2 separate regions of the Homo sapiens genome follow, and region 1 is linked to region 2. A link is a loop called in an ENCODE intact Hi-C map of the cell type or tissue named here. Cell type or tissue: OCI-LY7. All regions are shown on one strand. Links, peaks and the distances in the headings refer to the core of each region. The heading gives the core; the rest is flanking DNA.

Region 1 (2,924 bases), core at 187-2,686, 870 kb before region 2:
AGTTTGGTCATATTTTTCTATCCGTTCAGCCTCTCTTTTAACTGAATAATTTCAACCATTTACATTCAAGGTAGTTATTGATAGGTAAGGGATGACTATCACGATTGTGTAACTTCTTTTTTAGTTGTCTAGATATTTTTTCCTTTTTTCCTCTCTTAAAGGCTTCCTTTGTGGTTATGTGATTCACTCTAGTAATGTGTTTTATTCCTTACTTTTTTAGTGTTATCTATTATAGCTTTTAGCTTTTTCATTACCATGAGACTCACAAAAACATCTTATAGTCATAATAAGTTATTTTAAACCAATAAAAACTTAATTTTGATCGCAAAGGAAAGAAGAAAACAACAAAAATGGTACATTTTAACTCATTATCCTTCCATATTTTGAATTTTGATGTCACAGCTTATATTTTTCATATTGTCTATCTCTTAACAAATTATTGTAGTTTTTTATAGTTTTGTCGTTCATTCTTTATACAAAGATAAATGTGGTTTATACAACAAAATTACAGTATTAGCCTAACAATCAATGTAAGTATTCTTTTCTTTAAGTTTGAAGAGCTCTCTTCAGCATTTTTTGCAGAATTGGTCTGGTGGCCATTAATTCCCTCAGCTTTTGTTTGTCTGCAGAAGTCCTTCTCTCCTTCATTTTTAAAATACACCTTTTCTGCCTATAGTATTCTTGGTTGGCAGGTAGTTTCCTTCCACATTCTGAATATATTGTCACATTCCCTCCTGCCCTGAAAGGTTTCTGCTGAGAAATATGCTGCCAGTTATATTAGATCTCTCTTAAATGTTATTTGCTTCTTTTTTCTCACTTCTTTCTAGACCCTCTCTTAGTCATTGATCTTTGTGAGTTTAATTGTGACATGCCTTGTGGTATTCTTATTGGGATTGAATCTGGTGACCTTTGACTTTGCTATAATTGGGCATTCACATCTTTCCCCAGGCTTGAAAAGTTTTCTGTTATTATTTTTAATAAGTTTTTGGCCCCTTTGTCTCTCAACTCCTTCTTGAATTCTAATAACACAAATGTGTTATTTTGATGTTGTCCCACAGATCTGGTAAGCTTTCTTTGGCCCTTTTCATTCTTTTGGTTCTTTCACCTCTGACTATGTTCTCAAATAGCCTACCTTTGAACTCACTAATTCTTTCTTTTGTTTGATCTATTGTGCTGATGATGCTCTCTATTCCATTTTTATTTCATTCATTGTATTTCATTTCACTCATTCATTTCATTCACCTCCAGGATTTCCATTTGTTTTTATTATTAATATTTCAATCTCTTAAGTTTTGTTCATGTATTTCTGATTGCTTCTCTGAATTTTACTGAAGTTTGAGCTTCAGTAAATTTATTGAACTTTCTAAAAACAGCTATTTTGAATTCTTTGTCTGAAAGACCACATGTCTCCATCACCTTAGGGCCAGTCTCTGGCACCTTATTTTGTCTGTTTGGTGAGATCAGATTTCCCTGAATGATCTTGATGCTTATGGACATGCAACAATGTGTGTGCACTGAGAGATCAGGTGTTTATTCCAGTCTTCCTAGTCTAGTTTTGTTTTTGCTCATCCTTCTTCAGAGGGCCTTCCAGAGTTTCTAAGGGGACTGACTGTTGTGTTCTCTGAGCCCATGACCACTGCAACTCCCTAAACACTAGAGGGCAGTCTAAGCCCATATCTGCCACAAGTCTCAGGAGGGCTCCAAGGTTGGCAGGGCTCTGCAGGGCAGATGGACCTAGGGAAGATCCAAGGAGGGTAACTGGGCTGTGTGGGAAAGCTGGCCAGGAAACCTAGCCCAGAAGACTATCCCAGTGCCCCAGACAATCATGCCTCCCAGGAGGTCTCTGAACAGGTGAGAGATATGTCACCAACTGCAGCAGGAGGGGCCAAATCTGAGGCTGGGTCCCCTCAGGATCTACTGTGGGACAAAGGTTGGATAGCCCACCTCAATTCCTCAGATGGTTGCACATCTCCTAGCAGGTCCCTGCACAGATATGATAGTTACCTGACTACAGTGGGGGGAGCTGGGGGTCAGACTGGATCCCTCAGGATGTGCTGTGAGATGACAACCTGGGTACTACTGAAAGATAAGTTTGGCAAGCCTATCAAGGAGGCTCAGACTCACAATCTGCAGGATATGGGCAAGTCTCCCTCTGGGGTTTTGTGTGAGCAGTTCTGTGCTGGGAACTCAACTGTAGAGGGCTGGAGTCGAGCCACAGGACTACTTCTAGGTTCACTGCAGAGACTGATATCAGTGGGCAAACAAGTCTCTTACACTAGTACACATGATTGCTCCTAGACCCCTTAGAAGATGATTTTAGTTGCAGGCTCAAGGCCAAACAGGGCTGTAGTCAAATCCCTTGGGGATCAGGGCCATTTCTGGGCTTGAACCTGGAAGCAAAATTAATGCATCTATTACCTGGGTGCCAGTCTGCATTCTCAAAACAACCCTCTTTGGGCCTTGGGCTCCAGTGGGCTTTCACACCCTCCTACCTGACTCCTGAGGCTCCTGCCAGTGACTTTTGTCAGTAGATAAGTGCAGAGTTCTTGTTGTTGTGAAGAAATATTAGTAGGTTATCTCCTATTCTGCCATCTTGCTGGTATCACTCTCCCTCAAGTGTTTTCAAAGTGATAATACTGAGATATTGACTTAAAAAGCTCAAGGATACAAACTCATTTCTCTAATATGAAAGTTATAACATTTTCTTTTTTGTTAACAATATTTGGTTTATTCAAATTACATAATCATATATTGAACTGAAAATTACTATAATATATTTACCTTCAACACAGTATAAGTTTTACAAAGGAATGGTTGAAATTTTATTTTCTCTAAACTACAAATTTCTTGGAAGGATGAAACTATATGTTCTTGTGTAGGAAGTAACTTTGGCATCCCAATTCTAAGTTTTCAATAGTCAAGCA
Region 2 (2,924 bases), core at 294-2,793:
TGTCCAGACAGGAGTGGGTAGGCTCTGTGAAATATACCAGAATACTTCGGGTCAGGATTCTCACGTGGGCTGGTATTCCCTTATCTAGGAGGTGCTCTTTGTTGATTTGCTTGATGTGTATCATAGGGATTGGCAGGAAGGAGGCCTAACCTTAGCCTTTATTTGCAGCCCAACCTTACCAGCTGGCTGGTAAGCATTCAGTGAATATTTTTCTATAAAACATGTAGAGTGGCTGTCCCCCATGAGGCACCGTGCAGGGCATGGAGGAGCTCAATGGTATAGATACCACCTGTGAAGTCAGAGAGCTTCCAGTCTGCAAGGCACTTTGACTAGAATGATTGTGAAAACTAAATGGTACCATGTTTACAAAGCCCTCACGTGGTACCTGATTCTAGAAAGCCCTCAGTGCAGAATGATCATAGTGGTGAGGCAGGAAAATAGGGTCTAGAGACTGGGAGCCTAAGGCGAATCTGAAGTTGACTTCTTAGAATTAAATCAAAAGGAAAACTTCAGCCTCTGGTTGGTCATGGGCCAATCTTTCACTTCAGTCTCTGATTGTTTGCAGGTCAAGTTTCCACTTCAGCCTCTGATTGGCCCTGGGCCAGTCCTTCATTTATATAGAGTGTAACTCCACTTCAGCCTCTGATTGGCCATGGGCCAGTCCTTCATTTGTATAGAGTGTAACTCCGCTTCAGCCTCTGATTGGCCGTGGGCCAGTCCTTCATTTGTATAGAGTGTAACTCCGCTTCAGCCTCTGATTGGCTGCAGGCCAAGCCCTCAAGACTTTCTATCCCCTAACAGTGGTCTTTATTTTCAAATTGTGTCTTTGCTTATTTCATAGCTCTGGGATGTCTGGGCACTGAGGTGGTTGTAAAGAGCCCAAGACCTAACTGCTCCTAACCGAGGAAAAAGGGAGTCTATTGAGTGGCTCACATGTACCAAGCATTGTATTATGCAAAACACTTTACAGTGCATGATCTCTTTTCTTCCTGATAGCAGCCTAGGCAATGGCTGTTGTCCGCATTTTACAGATGAAGAAATGAGGGTTCGGAGAGAGTAACTTGCCCGAGTCTTCCTGACACCAATGCCCATGCTGCTCCTACCTTCCCCACACCATCCACCTCCCTGGACCTCACTTTTGGTGCAGCAGAGAGACTGCAAACAGCTCTGTCAACCTCCCTGAGCCCATCCATTGTCATTTGTAGAAATGAAAAGCCATCTCTGAAAGTTGATTTTCTCTTTTAAAAATTCTATTGAACAGCATCTTCCTTATTATTAAAATCTTTGCTGCCACCTAGTGGGAATTATGTAATTAGAAGAATAAAGAAAAATTTCAGTTAGACTTGGATTAAAAAATTGTCCATTTCATCCTGGAAAAGGCAAAACTATGTAGACAGTGAAAAGATCAGTGGTTTCCAGGAGTTAGGAGGAGGGAGGGATGAATAGATGGGGTACAGAGAGTTTTTAGGGTAGTGACACTACTCTGTATGATACTATAAGAGCGGGTACATGTCATTACTACCTTTGTCCAAACTCAGAATGTCCAACATCAAGACTGAACCCTAATGTAAGCTGTGGACTCTGGGCTATCATGATGTGTCAGTGTCAGTTCATCAATTATAACAATGGTTCCACTCTGGTGGGGGATGTTGCTAATGGGGGAGGCTGTGCACGGGGAGGGACTGGGGTTGTATCAGAAATCTCCGTACCTTCTGCTCAATTTTGCTGTGAACCTACACCTGCTCTAAAAGTAGTCTTTTTTTTAAAAAAAACTATCAGTTTTCTTACATCCATACTGTGCTCCTAAACTTTAAAAATTATATTTTTAAACTAATATCGTGGCCTTCCATTTTTATCTTTATAGTAAACTACCAGATGTGAGATTCCTTTTATAAAAATTTTGGTCAGATGTTGGAATTCATATAAACCCCAGCTTTTAAAAAAATGCTTAATCTTTTATGACCATCTAATATACACTCATATGCATATGACCATCTAATACACACTCATATGTGTACTAGATAATGGGCCATACATTAAGAAATTCTAATTTGCAATATTCAGAACTTATATTTTTAAATTTTATAAATAGTCAAATTTTTTACATTATCATGGTTTAAAAATTCAAACAACACAGAGGATGTGAAGTTAAACAGTAAAGTCCTCCTCCAGAGAGGGAAGTTTCTTAAGAATTTTTAATGTTTTCCCCCAGAAATGTTCTATTCTGGGACTAGGACACACACACCATTTTCTTTACTACTTTTTTATGAATGAGCTTATGCTATGCTTACTGTTCTATGGCCTGCTTTTTTTACTTGATCTATTTTGAACATCTTTCCATGCCAGAGCACAAATCTGCCTCGTTCTTTTGAACAGCCCATAGTATTCCATTATCAACTATACTATAATTTATTTAACTGGCCCTTCACTGATGGTCCATATAGCCTATTTCCAGTTTTTGTTATTAGAGAAATGCTGTAGGGAACATATGCATGCACATATGTGCTTTTGCAAATATATTTGTAGAATAAAATCTTAGACATAAAATAATTACTGGATCTCAAGGTTATGTGAACACCCACTGTCCAAGATCGCCAGAAATACACCTGTCATTAAAAAAAAAGAAAAAGAACGGGTTAAACTAGCTGCAGCAAGAGGGAAGCCAGAGGAACTGTGAGCCCACTCTGGGTGCAGTTTGGAGGAGTTTTCACAGCATTTGGGCTTATGCTGGGTAATTTTATTTATTTATTTAATTACTTTATTTATTGAGACGGAGCTTCGTTCTTGTTGCCCAGGCTGGAGTGCAATGGCATGATCTCAGCTCACTGCACCTCTGCCTCCCAGGTTCAAGCAATTCTCCTGCCTCAGCCTCCTGAGTAGCTGGGATTACAGGCGTGCACCACCATGCCCGGCTAATTTTTTGT

Evidence for each region. Peaks named below come from ENCODE experiments on the same cell type or tissue, not always from the same donor. Only the 100,000 strongest peaks of a DNase experiment are listed, where the experiment ranks them.
Region 1: it touches region 2 in a loop (7-fold over the local background); 2 of 110 quality-filtered maps call a loop at or near these places.

Annotation. Positions count from the first base shown.
Region 1 is chr10:115,416,587-115,419,510 of GRCh38, reverse strand. All of the region lies in intron 20 of ATRNL1 (attractin like 1), which reads right to left. Among named protein-coding and RNA genes, the nearest start is that of ATRNL1, 320 kb to the right of the region's middle. RefSeq lists a silencer at 1,644-1,743. In OCI-LY7, for the core only: CTCF peaks have their summits at 1,439 and 1,643 (motif pointing right); a DNase peak (open chromatin) is centred at 1,660.
Region 2 is chr10:114,549,227-114,552,150 of GRCh38, reverse strand. All of the region lies in intron 4 of ABLIM1 (actin binding LIM protein 1), which reads left to right. Among named protein-coding and RNA genes, the nearest start is that of ABLIM1, 110 kb to the left of the region's middle. In OCI-LY7, for the core only: CTCF peaks have their summits at 1,087 and 1,286 (motif pointing left); a DNase peak (open chromatin) is centred at 1,270.